3 separate regions of the Mus musculus genome follow, and all the other regions are linked to region 1. A link is a loop called in an ENCODE intact Hi-C map of the cell type or tissue named here. Cell type or tissue: heart. All regions are shown on one strand. Region 1 overlaps Heg1 (heart development protein with EGF-like domains 1). Region 2 holds the start of Heg1 (heart development protein with EGF-like domains 1). Region 3 holds the start of Zfp148 (zinc finger protein 148).

Evidence for each region. A loop is a pair of places that touch in the nucleus more often than their neighbours do. Peaks named below come from ENCODE experiments on the same cell type or tissue, not always from the same donor. Only the 100,000 strongest peaks of a DNase experiment are listed, where the experiment ranks them.
Region 2: a loop joins it to region 1, with 2.5 times the contacts of the local background. A loop is called at or near these places in 7 of 42 quality-filtered maps.
Region 3: it touches region 1 in a loop (2.5-fold over the local background); 10 of 42 quality-filtered maps call a loop at or near these places.

What each region holds. Positions count from the first base shown.
Region 1 is chr16:33,737,237-33,742,236 of GRCm38, forward strand. It overlaps Heg1 (heart development protein with EGF-like domains 1), which reads left to right. Exons shown (of 15, transcript NM_175256.5): 8 at 989-1,047; 9 at 1,327-1,487. Among named protein-coding and RNA genes, the nearest start is that of Muc13, 55 kb to the right of the region's middle. In heart, a CTCF peak has its summit at 2,792 (motif pointing left); DNase peaks (open chromatin) are centred at 2,775, 3,365 and 4,755; H3K27ac peaks cover 1,137 bases.
Region 2 is chr16:33,681,608-33,686,607 of GRCm38, forward strand. Heg1 (heart development protein with EGF-like domains 1) reads left to right here and starts at 2,859. Exons shown (of 15, transcript NM_175256.5): 1 at 2,859-3,248. The coding sequence starts at 3,005. In heart, a CTCF peak has its summit at 3,103; DNase peaks (open chromatin) are centred at 1,284, 1,744, 2,814, 3,854 and 1 weaker place; H3K4me3 peaks cover 2,747 bases; H3K27ac peaks cover 2,708 bases.
Region 3 is chr16:33,377,867-33,382,866 of GRCm38, forward strand. Zfp148 (zinc finger protein 148) reads left to right here and starts at 2,909. Exons shown (of 9, transcript NM_011749.4): 1 at 2,909-3,161. It overlaps 1700007L15Rik (RIKEN cDNA 1700007L15 gene), which reads right to left and starts at 2,870. Exons shown (of 2, transcript NR_045709.1): 1 at 2,650-2,870; 2 at 1,988-2,513. In heart, CTCF peaks have their summits at 711 (motif pointing left) and 2,756; DNase peaks (open chromatin) are centred at 2,945 and 3,445; H3K4me3 peaks cover 3,152 bases; H3K27ac peaks cover 2,969 bases.

The DNA.
Region 1 (5,000 bases):
GCGTTAGAGCCCTGTGCAATAGTGTAGTCCTTCTAAGCAATTTGCCTAGCTTGGTTGGTTTGTTTCTTTTTTTGGACAAGTATCTCCATAGGATACACTGGGCCATGACACACCTGACCCCAACTAGCAGTGAAGAATTAAATGACCATCAGAGAAAGCATTAGCATGGGCTTTCTTAAGATGGCATTCTGCTCATACCTAGGTAAAAGGTTAATATGGCAGTAATAATAAATCATTGCTATATTAATGTGGCATTCAAACCCACAAACCGTTTGGCACCATTCCACAGCTGACTCCATCTTCCCAAGTCAGAGGGCTCTGAAGGCAGGTGGATCTACCTGGGATGAGATGCTGAGGTCCTCTGCTCCATTAAAGGGAATCTCGAGCTTCGCTGTCAGGGAGGCGGACACAACATGTTGTGTTGCTCAGAGGCTTTCTGCTTTCCGTGGGCACAAGGCAAACAGGAGGCACAGAGCTCTAATGTGTTCCCAACAAAAGACCTCTTGACCCCCCCACCCCACCCCCATCATGTAATTTCCCACAGAGTCTTTTTGAGGAAGGACCTTTGCGGCAGGTCAACTCATCATTGTAGATTCTGAGGAGCCTGTAGTCAGACCTGGGGAGCTAAGAGGAGCTGAGCTTTGTCAGCTAACTTGTTCACTATGCAGAGTCCAAATAAACAGCTGCCTGGGTTTTTGTTTTTGAAACCCTGGGTCTTAGAAGGGATCTTCTCCTTTGAAGATGTTTTGTTTTCGAGGATGCTGCTCTGAACATTTCCTGCTGAGATTTCCCTACTAATCCACTATCTGCCCTGGGGAACAACAGAAAGATATTTAGGAGGGGGGCGGGGATACAAAGGCCGCACTGCTTTGAGTCAAACTGCCTGCTGATACCTTGGTGGCGATAGAAACTACCTATTTTATCCTGAAAATAGGAAATTGTTTCTTGGCTCAAGGATTTTGTCTGACAACCGGGTTCTTCATTTCAGCTAAACGTGTGTTTTTCAACATTGCCCGGTTATATCCGAACTACAGCCCATGTGTCTAGGTGAGAAACAGAATTTCTTTTGCTTATGATCTGATCTGTGGAATTGGGGGGGGGTGTGTGTGTGTGTGTGTGAAGTGGTACTGTTCCCAAATGAGTGATCAAAATAAAGCCAGTCTCTGTTTTACAGCCAATACACCGGGTAACCCAAGACCACGGTCTCTGGGCCTTTATACTCTCCTATTTTTTCTGTGGAGAATGGCAGTAACATGTACTTTGCAAGCTACCTGGAACCCACATGTCATTTCAAGTCAGTTAAGGCCTTGCTAACTTTGCCCACAGGGAGCCCAGTACAGTTTTCATCTCACTGAAAACCACCTTTGCCCTGGCCTCCAATGTGACACTGTTTGACCTGGCAGACAGGATCCAGAAATATGTCAACTCCTGCAGGTCCTCTGCTGAAGTCTGCCAGCTCTTGGGGTCTCAGAGGCGGGTCTTTCGAGGTAAGATGGGAGTCCTCTAGGGGGGGAAACCTGCTCTTGCAGGTAGGCATAGACTTAGAGATGGGAGGTTTGGGGACTCAGGCCCAGAAAAGCTCCTTCACAGAGCTTGTCTTTAGAAGTTATAAGCACAAGCCTTCATGACACTCAGTGCACACATCTGTCTACACATGGCCTTTTACAGCATCAGCTCCTTGGTATCTGGCTCCTTCTTTTCTTCTATACAGTGCCAGGGTGAGAGGAAGATATTACAGGAGCTGAAGGAACCAAAAGCTGTTACTCCCGCTTCCTGGGGAGACAGAAAGTGACATATAGAGTCTGTCAAGTTGCCAATGATCCAACAATCTTTATATGGTGATGACTAAGAAAAAACAAAGAGCTATGCTCATGCAGTATTACCTATCTTTTGTTTGTTTTCTATCATAAAACCATAGAATGACTAAGAGGGAGCATGGCAGGATGCTCCCAGGAGTGCCGTAATGACAGGACTCTCCCTTCCTTTGTTCTTGTTTGGTCGGAGGCTCTTGCCCTGTGTTGGGGTAAGGCCAATGAGAAAGGTGACTCAGGACAAGTCTGGAAGACAGACTTGCGTCTTTCAGGGATAGTTTTATAGCTGGGAGAAGAACACTTTGCTGGAATGAGAACCGCCCCTAGACACAGTGGGCTAGTCCCTCTTGGTGATCAAAGTGTACTCTGGTTAGCTCATTGGACCAGTGGTTGAGGTCTGGCAAAGGAAGGAGAGCTTAGGCTAAGTCTCCCCCATCTGGCATCCAGATGTTAGACATAAATTGAAGGTATCAGGTTTTGGTGCCATATCCGCTGGTTAGTCTAGGCCATTCCCAGTGGGTCAGGATGTTGTAACTGCTGGTCCAGAGCTTTCCTCGAGTGAACAGTTGCACTGCAGAGCTTGGGAGCTGATGCTTTCACCCTGAGATAGGCTCTGGGGGGCTGGCTACTTAGTAACTGGGGGGAAATGAGCTGAACATAACAGAGTTGGAGTGTTTTTGTTCAAAGTTCATGCCCTGTTCTAGGGTGCTGGATACTTTGAGGCTCTCTGGTTGTATGGTTTTGTTTCTCATGCCCAGGGCTCCAGGGTACTATTTTTCCTCCCAGTGAGGTAGGCACCCTTCAGTTTGCTAACCATTTCTAGACTGCATTTGGCGTGGTCAGCATTGGACCAAGGTACTTTTCTGTTGCCAGCTTGTGCATCTGTGCTTTGCAGATCAAGTTGGCAAGATTGTGTGGATGCGCAAGAGCCTGCCCTAGCAGGAGTGCTCGCTCACCCAGCTGCTTTGCTTGGACTGCCCCCATGTGGCCTATAGAAAGACTCTTGTCCCCATGAGGAGGCCATCCTCACTGTGTTCCCTTCCAGTCCCTTGAGCATAAAGACAGCCATGCCTAGTAGCCAAAATTGGACTCACATCTGTTTTTCCTCCAGATCTTCTCTAGGTTTTGCCAAAGGATCCAGCTCTGGCTCTTGGTAATTTTTCTGGAGCTAGAGAGGAGGCTAGACCAGCAGGTGCTGCACACCTTTGGGTTTCTAGCATCCGGGCAGCACTAGGATGCTCTGGACATTGCCGCTGGCGAGAAGGGCTTTGTCCCCTCAGTTCAGAGAATGTCCATCTCCCTCCTTTCAAAGCCCTTTAGTCCTCATGGTCTCCTGGGATTTAGAGACTTTGGAAATCCCCCCTCATGGCCTCAGCCTTGGCTTACTGAGTACTCATTGTCTATCTTGACGGATGTTATGCCCAGGAAAGACCATGGGAACGGTGAATGCAGAAGACTCACATCACCAAGGATCGATTTAAGTGAGATTCTGCATGGTCCTTTTGGGTGGCTTTATGAGACACGTTCATTGAGAAAGCCACTCCTCATTGGAGGGGCGGGGCCTGCCCTCCCTGTTCAAGCAGAAATCTGGCAGCAGGCAGGAACTGGTTGCTTTTGGCAATGAATATTCGTTAGCAGCCTAGATCAGTGGGCAGGATGGAAGGAGAACTTAACATTGACTTCCAGAAAATACCCAATCAGAGTGGGATTTCCCAGCCTAGGATGGCCTGGATACTCCTTATACTTGGAGGTGTTTTTCTCTGCTAAGTCTCATTGACTGGCAAAGCCTTCAGAGAAGTCAGATGTGAGGTGCCGGAAGCTGAGTTCCTCCCTGGTGCCAGCTTTGCAAAGTTTGCCTGGTGAGATTTTTCCGTTTAAACATTTCCCCTTAAATACAAACTTTTTTTTAAAAACAATAAACAAAGGAGCCCAGATTTAACATGTCAGCTTCCACTGATAAAGGCAGGAAATTCAATTCAGCACTGGGAAATGAAGCTGTGCCCTAATTCACCCGGCTAGACAGTCAGTCTCAGTTCTCGGGACCCTCAAGAGGGATGGATGCTGGGAATTCCACACGGGGCCCATCAAGCCCTGGTGTCAGCTCCCATCACCAGAATTTGCCCAGGCAAGGGTTAATTTTGCAGAATTAACAGGCACCTTCTGAAGAGCCTGGGGCCTTTTCTTTGACAATGCCTACAAAATTAGCACCCAATTTTCATTGTACAATGCTCAGACTCTTCCCATCCCCCTGCCACTCTCCTCCTGGGTTCAACTTGCTTTTGACCCCCCAACAGCAGAAGCACACATCTGCCATGTGAGGATAAGTTATTAGCCGCTGTCATGTTGGTTTCATAGTTCTGTTCTCCCTGTGCGCCCACTGACGTGTATCTTGGGTGGTAAAATGTACTCTTCATTATCTTGGCCGTATTAAAACCTCCCAGAGGACTATGTGCCCAGCAGTGAATGCTTTTTGATACGAATAAGCTGATTCTTTATCAACCATGAGATGAATAAAGCCCCCAAATGAACACAAAACCAGCCTTAAAACTGGGTTCTTTCCTCGTCTGCCTGTTTCTCCTGGTGATGGTGTAGCGACTGATCAGGCCAGTAGGACTTCCCCACCCCCACCCCCACCCCCACCCCCACCCCCACCCCAGCACATGCTCACCTACTGGTCTCTGTGCTGCAGATCCAGTGCTGAATAAACCTTCCTAACACTGTAGTGGGGAGACAAACAGACAGACAGACAGACAGACAGACAGACAGCTTCCTGCCAACCCTGGGGAATCAGATTACCATACAAACCTCGTTCTATAATAAGCCTCCAAAAGGCAACACACTGAGAGCAAAGCAAGCTGCCTTACCACAGAGTGGTCCTGGGCCCCTAGGACACAGAGCCCGGACATGTTTCCACTTGAGACTGGTCTGACTGTATTGGTTGGTTTGGGTCCAAGCTCCTGACTTCCTAAGAACATGGTCACATTTTCTGGGTTTGTTCCAGCCCCACCCCCCACCTCCCTTACTCCCAGTCCTTAAACGTGAAGGTACAGAATACACCAGGCTGCATTTGTAGGTTGGGCAGCGCCCTTTCCTTCCTCAGTTTGGTTTCTCCATAGGGAATGCTTGTGAATATTTATTTACTGGCGGTGACCAGGGAACAAGAGGTAGAGACTGTGTAGGGCCTCAGAG
Region 2 (5,000 bases), 56 kb before region 1:
TGTATTTCCAGGCTCCTGAAGAAGAAGTGACACTACTGTTAGTACCAAACCCTAAAAGGCAGAGACTGTAGGATTGCTGGGAGCCTTCCTCACACACCTGTCTGCCAGAAAGATCCATTTCCCTTCCCATAAAACTATGTCAGTCCCTAATAGCTGTTATGAATATCAAAGCCCCCACACTAGCTGTGGTGGTTTCAATATGCTTGGCCCAGAGTGGTACTATCAGGAGGTGTGGCCTTGTTGGAGGAAGTGTGTCACTGTGGGTGTGGGCAGTGAGACCCTCCTCCTAACCACATGGGATCAGGTCTTTTCCTAGTGGCCCTCAGATGCAGATGTAGAACTCTCAGCATCATCACTGCCTGGATGCTGGCATGCTCCTGCCTTGAACCTGTAACCCAGCCTCAATGAAATGTTGTCCTTTATAAGAGTTGCCTTGGTCATGGTGTCTGTTCACGCAGTAAAACCCTAACTAAGCACCAGTCTCCTGGTCCTTCTCACCTCTCCCTCTACTATATGACCTCCCACACTGTTCTACCACCCCACCCCCACCCACCCCTCCACCTGTTCTTTATAAAGGATGGATTTTCCTACTTTTGCTTCACTCTCTCATCTTCTCTCCCCACTTTTTTTTCTCTGCTCCCAAGAGCTATCCCTGCCCAGAGCTGATTCTCTTCTTGTACTTTCTGTCCCTGAGAGGCAGCCATGGCTACTTTAGACTTCCTGAGTGCCTCTGGTTATTCTTTCATACTTACAACAAACCTTTCTTTCAGATGCACCCATAAAGTGCTCCAGTCTGATGGTTTCACTGGGCCCTGGCTTATGTGTCCTTAAGGCACCTGCTTTAATAGCCTTGCCCCTGAACCTTAAAACACTGGGATAGAACACTTCTTATCAATCATCTAGGACAATGTGTTTTATAGATGAAATAATTAAGGACTAGGTCACAGTTAAAGAAATCAGGGAAAAAAGATTCTAGGAGCAAGCTGGCAGCTGTTTGCAAGTTCCTGACGCAAGTATAGCCTCCCTGATAATCCCTCTTGCTTTGTCCTAGGAGATGGAAAGGTATTAAGACCCAGCAACATCTTTGCAGCCCTTCATCCACCAGTTAGGCTGGCAGTTCCTCTGGAAGTTCAGGTAGAAGGTAGAAAGACAGATCTGTGATACTTAAAGGGAGGGGCAGGAGGCAGGTGTGATGCCCTTGGGCACCGGAGGCAAAGGCAAGATTCCCAAGCGAGCTTTCTGAATACACACGAGAAGCCCAGACAGGCCTTTAAACCCTTAAGCCTTCCTGTTTGCCTGAAAGCATGTCCTGGCCTTTAACTAGTCCTCCTTTCTGTTCAAGGGAGGAAGCTATGGTGACCAGAACCTCAGAGCACAGTGTACTGAGCTTAGCCAGATGGGACTGGGCTGCTGTGTAGTCCTGCTTGTTAACAGGGGAGCTGTGTCAGGAGGTGGGGCCATGCTTGGATTGTTGTTGTTTGAGAAAGAAAGAGGACTGAGCATTTCATGTGAGACCTGAAAAGTTAGGTTTCATTTGTGGTTCTATAAACCCTAACCCAAACCAATTCTCCACTCTTGGCTCATTTGTCTAAGGTAAACTTGTTTATACGGAGCATCCTTTGTGTCCTGCCAAGTGACTCACTTGTACCGAGTCACCAGAAAATGGGTCTAGGCCCATCTACCGATGCGCTGGACGTTATGATCTGATCGTTCCCCTGGAGGCGGGTCATGGAGGCTTGGAGACAGAGAGAGGCAGAGACATGGGGAAAGAGACAAGCCTGTCTCCTGAACATTTGGTAAACAGACAAAGAACCCTAGCACATCTGAGAGCATCCCAAGGGATCTGTGGTTTTCAGTTTGGATGAGATATTGTCTGAATTATTGACAACTCTAAGCTATGAGGTAAGCACGAAGCCACATGGTCATTCAATGAGAAATCCTTTAGTTGTTGGTTCTCTTAGCAACTCTTAAGCAAGTTATTTCCCCCTATTTTGAGCTGCTCATTCTTTACTTACAAAGAAAAGAGATTTGGGTCTTAAAATCTGGACATTGTATCATTTGTCTCCTAGGAAGGGAGGGAATAGGGACACACACAGAATTTTACTTACCAAGCAAATTTATTGACACTCTGTCTTGGAACATCTCCCCTAAAGGTTTCTTTTTAACTTCTGTGTGGGCTGCTTTTTTTTTTTTTTTTTTTTTTATGTTTAATTTGCAAATTGCTGTCCTTTTCCTGGCTATGGGTTTTCCCTTGCCCCAGACTCGGTTCAGTTTTCTCTTCCCTCTGGCCTCTTTGGGTGTCTCAGCAGTGACATCTTTGAAGAACTATGGTGTAAGCCAAAGATAGCGTGGGAAGGAAATCAGGCTTCTGAGCCTTCAAGAAGATGAGGGTTCCCGCCCTGGCTAAAGCAAATCTTCTCACCAATTCTGGGGACCCAAAAGGGCGGCAGTGGGTTGGGGCCTCTTCAGATCCTTAAGGGCAATGCAGGTCCACGTATGGAACAGGGTCTAGGATTCACTTCTCTGTCTTTTGAAAGCTCTCTGTATACTCACTCACCTGATGTCAATTACACCGCCAGAATCTACTTTTCACAGACCTACTGTGTGGCTAAGGAACTGGGAAAGTGCCCCCCACCCCAATTTCATTTCTCCAAAAGCCAAAGCGATACTCCAGGGTGTGGGCCCTGTAACAAAAGTCGCAGGGGGCTCCATGAGTTCACCCGGGGGTTCCGTGAACTCACCCGGGAGACCGAGACCGCCCCCGCCCTCTTCCTGCCCTCTCCCCGCCCCCGGGCCCCCGCGCGGGGCGGGTGATGTCAACCGAGGAGGAGCCGCCCGCCCCGCGACCCGCCCGGGCTGATTGGCGTGTGGCAGCACCAGGGCTGCCTCCGCCCTCCCGCGGCTCCCACAACTTTTGCGGCTGAGAGCGCGCTCGCACCCCGCTCCGCTCGCCGCCGCCCTCGGCCCGGCGCCCGGCATGTGAGCGCGGGCGGCCGCCGCCACCATGGCCACGCCGCGCGCCCCGCGGTGGCCGCCACCGTCGCTGCTGCTGCTGCTGCTGCTACCGCTGCTGCTGCTGCCGCCCGCTGCCCCCGGGGCGCGGGGCTCCCTTCCCTCCCCGGCCCATCGAACACTCCTCCCGGTCGCGGGACCGCTTTCGCCGCCTGGCGCCGGACATACGGCCCCCGGACCCGGCGTCGCGACCCGGCGGGGACGTTCCGGCCGTGTCCCCAGAGGCGTGAGCGCGGGTGAGTGAGAGTCTCCAGCGAGGGTCAGGGGGCGTGGGCGCTTCGCGGCTGCCCCATCCCGGCCGAGGCTCCGTGGACCCTCGTGGGTGGAACCCTGAGGGTGGCCCAGGACGGAGAAACGCTGTCCCTGGCCACTGGAATATAAAATGTTCACATGCATTCCCTCCCTGTGCTTTGGAAGAAAACTCTCTCCTGGATTAGCCCACACCCTTCTCACTTTTACAAAACGAAGACCCCAAAGAGCCTCTCACCTCGTGGGGAGTGGTAACTTCTGGCTGTTGTCCCTCGGTTTCAGCCCCCAACCCCCAGATTTAGAACTGGTCTCTCCTGGTCTAAAGCCTGACTTTCCAGTATAAGTAAATAACGGATTTCGGAGTTTGGAATGCTTCTAGTACTTAGGACTTCATAAAGGACAAAGAGTGCGCTTTAAAACAAAGCTACCCAGTTAACCTTAGGAGCAGGGTTACTTGGGATGGGGCTGGGGGCGCTGCAAGGTCAAACCCCTGGAAGCCACTGACTGGCTCTGGACTGTCCTGGGCCCTTTCCTCCCCCAGCCAGCTGCTTGCTGTGCAGGCAGGCACTGCCTGTCCTGGTCACAGAATGGGGACTCAGCTCCTGTGCCTGCCTCCTTTGTTTCTAGTTCCTTTTTCTGTTGGAAGAAAATGCCACGGCCTGGGTGGGATTCTAATGTAACCCCCACACGACCTTGGCTGTGTCTCATCTTTGGCTCTCAGTTTCCCCATCTGTGGAATGGAGGGGCCCCATTCCTCCCTGCCTCCAAGTGACAAGAGGTGACAAAATGAAAGTAAAAATAGTAGAAAGTGCTGTGAACCAAACCAGCCTAGGTGATGTTAGCCATTTGTCCTCCCGTAAGAGGCAGAGGGCACACATCGGGCTCTGTTGTTGCCACACTGGGACTGCCAAGATTTTGTCCAGTTTCCACTTCTTGTCTGTCTGTCTGTCTGTCTGTCCATCTTACATGTTTTACAAACTTTCTCCCAACTTGCTCATCCTTAGAACATAGAGGTACTACTTCCTAGAATTGAATAAGAGAAACTTTTCTACCCTCATAAAGCCTCATTTGAACCATAATCTCCCCTCCGCAGACTGCCTTAGCCTTGTGAACTTCTGAGTCACTGGTCCAAGACAGGGAAACTGAGGAAGGGTGAATAAAGGGAGGGAAAGCTGTGCTGAAGGTCTTTACAGACATGCTGTGCAGCCCCAACTTCCATAATCTTGATGACTGATTTTCAGAGAAAGGAATTGAGAACTTTGAAGACATTTACTGTTCTAGATACAGTTGTGTGTAAGGAACTGATAACTCAGATGGCCACCTGGGAACCCAAGGCAGGTGCCACTAACTGGTACTCAGGCTGAAGGCTCCATCTTGTGAGGGGCTATGAAGGGAGCAGGGATGCTGGGCTCCAGCTTGAGGCTGGCACAGGAATCTCCTTCCAATGGCAGAGCCTGTTCCAGGCTCACACAGGTGTGAGTGTAGCATCAGGCTATAGTAGCACCTGAGTTAGGGGAGATAAGGTAAGAATAGGGGCCTTATGAGAGCCGGGCCTTCACAGCCATGGTGCTAGAACTGCTCTGTTCTGTTCGTTTGGGGAAAAGCAGGATAGAGGCAAAGGAAGAACCCAGGAAGGAACAAGAATAATCCAGACTTTCTTTTAAGGTTTCCTGATCTCTATTGCTCTAAGGCCCAGTCTGGGGCAGGGGTGTTTAAAAGGTAAAGTTAGAAGAGGTGCA
Region 3 (5,000 bases), 360 kb before region 1:
CCAGACTCTCCTCAAACTCATGTATGTCCACTTGCCTTTACTTCCTAAATGCTGGGATTAAAGATGTGCACTACCACAAACTGGTAAGGAGTGGTTCTGTCCTCACTGTGGGGACAGACCTGTGCTCCTACATAGGATGGAGGTAAACTCTAAACACACATGAGGATGCACATGCCGGGTGTGGTGGCACATGCCCTTAATCCCAGCACTCGGGAGGCAGAGGCAGGCTGATTTCTGAGTTCGAGGCCAGCCTGGTCTACAAAGTGAGTTCCAGGACAGCCAGGGCCACATAGAGAAACCCTGTCTTGAAAAACCAAAAACCAAACCAAACCAAACCAAACCCCTGGAGGATGCACATGGGTTCAAAGGTCACAGATACTGCCCGGTTTTGTGGGCACTACGTAACAGGCTCCTGCCAATCTGCTGCTGTTGATGGCTCTCCATAGTTTTATATCACACCATTGGGAGAAGCTGGGTGAAGAGATAAAGGAGTTGTTTTGCCCTGTATTTGTAACTTCGTATAAGTGTACAGTCATTTTAAAAATTTATCATTAGGGGTGCCCCTGTGGATGTTAAGAGGACAACTTTGGGGCTGGAGAGATGGCTCAGTGGTTAAGAGAACCTACTGCTCTTCCGAAGGTCCTGAGTTCAAATCCCAGCAACCACATGGTGGCTCACAACCATCTGTAATGAAATCTGATGCCCTCTTCTGGTGCATCTGAAGACAGCTACAGTGAACTTAGACATAATAATAAATAAATCTTTAAAAAAAAAAAAGAGAACAACTTTGTGGAATTGATTCTCTCCATCTACTTTTAGTGTGAGTTGAGCTCAGGTTGCTATCTTGTGAAGCAAGTGCGGTCACCTGCTGAACCCCCTTGCTGATCCTTCATTTGTTTTAAAGAGTTATTTTTATTCATGGTGTGTGCTTGTGCATATTATCTGCCATGTGTGTGCAGGTGCTCTGGAAACTTGGGCCCTCTGAAAGAGCAGCAAGTGCTTTGAAATGCTGAGCCATCTCAGACAGGGTTTCTCTGTGAAGCCCTGGCTGTCCTGGAACTTGCTCTGTAGACCAGGCTGGACTCTAACTCAAGTGATACCCCTGCCTCTGCCTCCTGAGTGCTGGGATTAACGTCACTACCTTATGGCTGTCTCTCATTGTTTTAAAGTGGGTGAGTGGAAGAAATTTAAGATGGAAAGGAAGCAAGCTGCGTGGCCAAGACTGGTATTGGAAGGTAAGCAGCAGCAGTCTGGATAAAAAAAATGGACCAGCAAGAATTTCAAGAGCCTTCAATCACTCTTACTTTGAAGGCATGGTCAGTAGTCTTCTCCACTCTGCCCATTTTAGATGGTTGTTTCTTCCTTGTCTTAATTCTCTTCAGAAACAAAGAGATGTATTCCTAGTGGCAACCCTATTCATCTTAGTCCACTGGGTGTGACCCTAGGCTTTTAGCTCTTTCTAGTTATTAGCTTTACCACAGCTTAAACCTAAAAGTTAGCTTCTTGGCTGCCAGAGGGTTTTTTTTTTCTTCTCTTCCCTTTTTAAAAATACATCTGAATTTGATGTCACTGCAGTTGCTAGAAGTTGCCAGAAGGCTGTCCTCCAGCTAACTGTCCCTTGCTCTAGCTTGTATCACGGTTTTGTTACAATTAGCATTCAGAATATGCACTGTCATCTTATTAAAATTTATATTTTTTTAGTGGAGAAGGTTCAAGTAGAGTTTATTGTGAGGCTGTGGGCTCATCCCTGCTTTTCTTAGTTAACTGTGTTTGAATTCAGCTGAACTTCTGAGCCTCAGCTACTTCAAAAGGCGTCGCGGTTTACTAAGGTTAACGCCTGAGGGAATATTAACCTTGCAGACAGTAATCTAATTCAGTGTCATCACAAGTGCATAATGCGGGAGTTTGGAGTTTGGCCAAAAAGCCTATTCAAATGAACATTCAAGGGGTGGGGAGGTGGGTGTGGACAAGGAGAGAATTCCAGAAATGGTTATGTAGATATTTTAATGTCCTTTCCCTCTCACCTCAAAGGTTATGTTTAAGTATTGCAGAGAGGTGCTAAAATAAAGCCTTGAGATTGTGAAACAGAAATCCTAACGAAGGTGCTCCATCTCTCAGGAAGTTCCCAATAACCCGATCGACATTCACTGGGCACATTAAGTTAGCTGACCTTGTACTACTGTGTGGGCACAAAGGTCATTAACTGTAAGCCCTCCCTTTGTATAGGCAACTAAAGGGCCTTGGTGTTAAATGAGGGCGCTCCTAAGAAACCAGGATTTAGTGAAGGTCGTCGAAGGGCTGCCAAAAGATGGCTCAACTAAGCAATCTTAGGTATGCAGAGATTATAACCAAGTCTTTGCTGACATGCAGACCGTGGTTTGGGCCAACGAAGTCCTGACTGGGATCTCTTGCTTTTTCTCGGTGCCCACATCCTGCATCGCGGTTTGCAGACTCCAACCAGGTTTTCTAGTTTCAAGGGTGCAGGGTAGCATCTTCCGGAAAAAGAGGAGAGGCTAGGTAAGAGAATAAAAGAAAGATCCAAGAAATCCTGGCTAAACCCTTCATCGACGTTCCCGCCCCTTCCACTTCCCAGGGCCTGGGCCGCTATTTAATCCCCATTTTTCACTTCTCGGGGTGCCAGGCACGCACCCAGCCTCAAGGGGAGGACGTCCCTCTCAGTGGCTTTCCCAGCTCCCATCAATTTCAAAGCGTTTTCCTCTCAGGCCCATCAGGGGGACCCCCAGAGCGGGGCCCAGCTTTCCCGGCCACGCCGCGCTGCTGACACGCAGGCGCCAGAATCAAAGCCACGCTTGGTCTCGCAGCCAGGTCTCCGCGCCAAGCGAGGGCCGGCGGCCCGGAGCGCTTCCTGTGTGCGATGCTTCCCATAATGCACCGCGCCGGCAGCGGCGGCGACCGCGGCGACGCTCTAGCCGCGCCATGTCTGCCTCTCGACTGCTCTGGGAGGAGGAAGAGAAGGAGGAAGAGGAGGAGGAGGAGGAGGGGGAGGAAGAGGAGAAAGGCGCAGGGGTGGGAGCTGTCGCCGGAGCTGCCACAGCAAAAGTTCTCTCCCCTCCCCCTCGCCCTCCTCGTCGGGCCCGTGGGAAGGTCGGAGCCGCCGCCGCCTGCAGTCAGTGACCGCGCGCCTCGGCGCCAGCCCCGCGGTAAACGCTCGGCCTGGCAGGCCTGGGCCCGGGAGGGCGGGGGAGGGGAGGGGGCGGCGCGCGGTCGGGGGGGGGGGAGCGCGGCGACGACGGTGTGACCCGCAGGAGCGGCGGGCCGGCCGGCCGGGGGGCGGCCCGGGAGGCGGCGGGCGCAGGCCGCGGGGAGCGCGGGGCTGGGGACGCGAGGATGGTGGGTCGGGGCTTGGAGAACGGAGAATGACGGGGGCGGCGGAGGCGAGAGAGCGGGCGGCCTCCGAGGCCTGCGGCCGGTGTCGGGTAGGAAGGTGGGATGCACGCGGGGAGGCCTCGGGGTGCCAGGCTGTGGGCGACGAGGCCGGCCAGACCCTGGGGTTCTCCGCCGTCTTGGTGCAGTGCTTTCTGCACCGCAGGCCTCGGTCGCCGCTGCTGCCTCGGTGTGCTCGTTGGCTGCAGGGAAGGGCAGGGGCTGGTGAAAAGGGGATTGCTTGCAGGAAGCCGAGTAGGAGTGCGAAAGGGGAGAAAGGGGCCGGAGGGGAAGATGCCGGATAGGTGGAGGAATGCCGGGGGTGGCTGTGGAGCAGTCTTGAGGATTCTGAGGGTGTTCATTGTGCAGATACGTTAGGTGTTTCATTATGGAAAGAACCGAAGCGTTTCCAAGGCAAGGGGAAGAAGGCTAGAGTAGTTTCTACGGATAGAAGGAAGAGCGTTTGAAGCCAGAGGAGTGCTAAATATTGGAAAAGAAGCAGAGAATGCATAATAGAATAGACAGATGTAGCATAATTATCAAATGCTGGCCCAAGGTCTAAAGAGTTATTCCAGATGGGCCAGAGTGGCCTAGTTCGGAACCTGTTTGGGCTCTTCAGTAGATGACATCCGGTAAGTGTGGGTCCCCGCTTGGTTGGGGGTCATTGAGAATTTAGTCACTTAGCCTGTAGATTGGTTTGAGACATTTTAGTGCCGCACTAGTGAACTGAAAAATCTTTGAAAGAGACCTTGAGAAACCGCCTGGCTTCTGGGCATTCTTGAGGCCACGGAGTTGAGAATTTTAGCAGATTTGGAGTATTGTCTGTTACCGGAGGGTGGATGAACACCGTCCTGGAAGACGGTGGAATAGGAATTAACGTGGCCTGGCGGTGTTCTTCTTCACTGCCTAGCTTATATGGTACCACCAGAAGAGCTGGTGCCGTATTTCAGCCTAGGTTGCAGGACATAGATTGTAATTGTCCGGGTCAAGAGTTGGTGCATTCTAGTCTGGTCTTTGAAGGCTCCATTTGTCTAGTTCTATACTTCGGGTTGGCGGGAGATCCTTTTCCATTCACAGTTCCGGGTGTACTCTTTCACGGAGGCATGATGTTATTAAAGAAAATAACATCTGCAAGCAAAATGTAGGCAGAGCATCTAGAATATCTGTTATCTTAGCTTATAAGGAGGTCAGGAGTGGTTGTAATGCCTAAGGAAATCTGAAGTGACAGGATGAGTCGAGGTCTCATGAGGAGGGACAGTCCCTATGTTAGGAAACCAAGTTCTGCACTCCCTGAATGCACAGTAGACCACATTTTTCAAGAAGGAACACTGGGTGAGAACAGAGTCTTGTCCTTTTTGTTTTGTTTTGCTTTTTTTTTTTGAGACAGGGTTTCTCTGTAGTTCTGGCTGTTCTGGAACTTGCTGTTGTATACCAGGCTGGCCCGGAACTCAGAAATCCACCTTCCTGTGCCTCCTTAAAGGCACAGCCCGGCTAGAACAATGTGTTAAATTCTATTTGGATAGTGGTCACCTTTTGTTATTAAGAGAAATTACATAATGTGTTGTGGTATCATTTCAACTGAAGGGAAGACGAGTATGTTAAATGTGACAGATCTT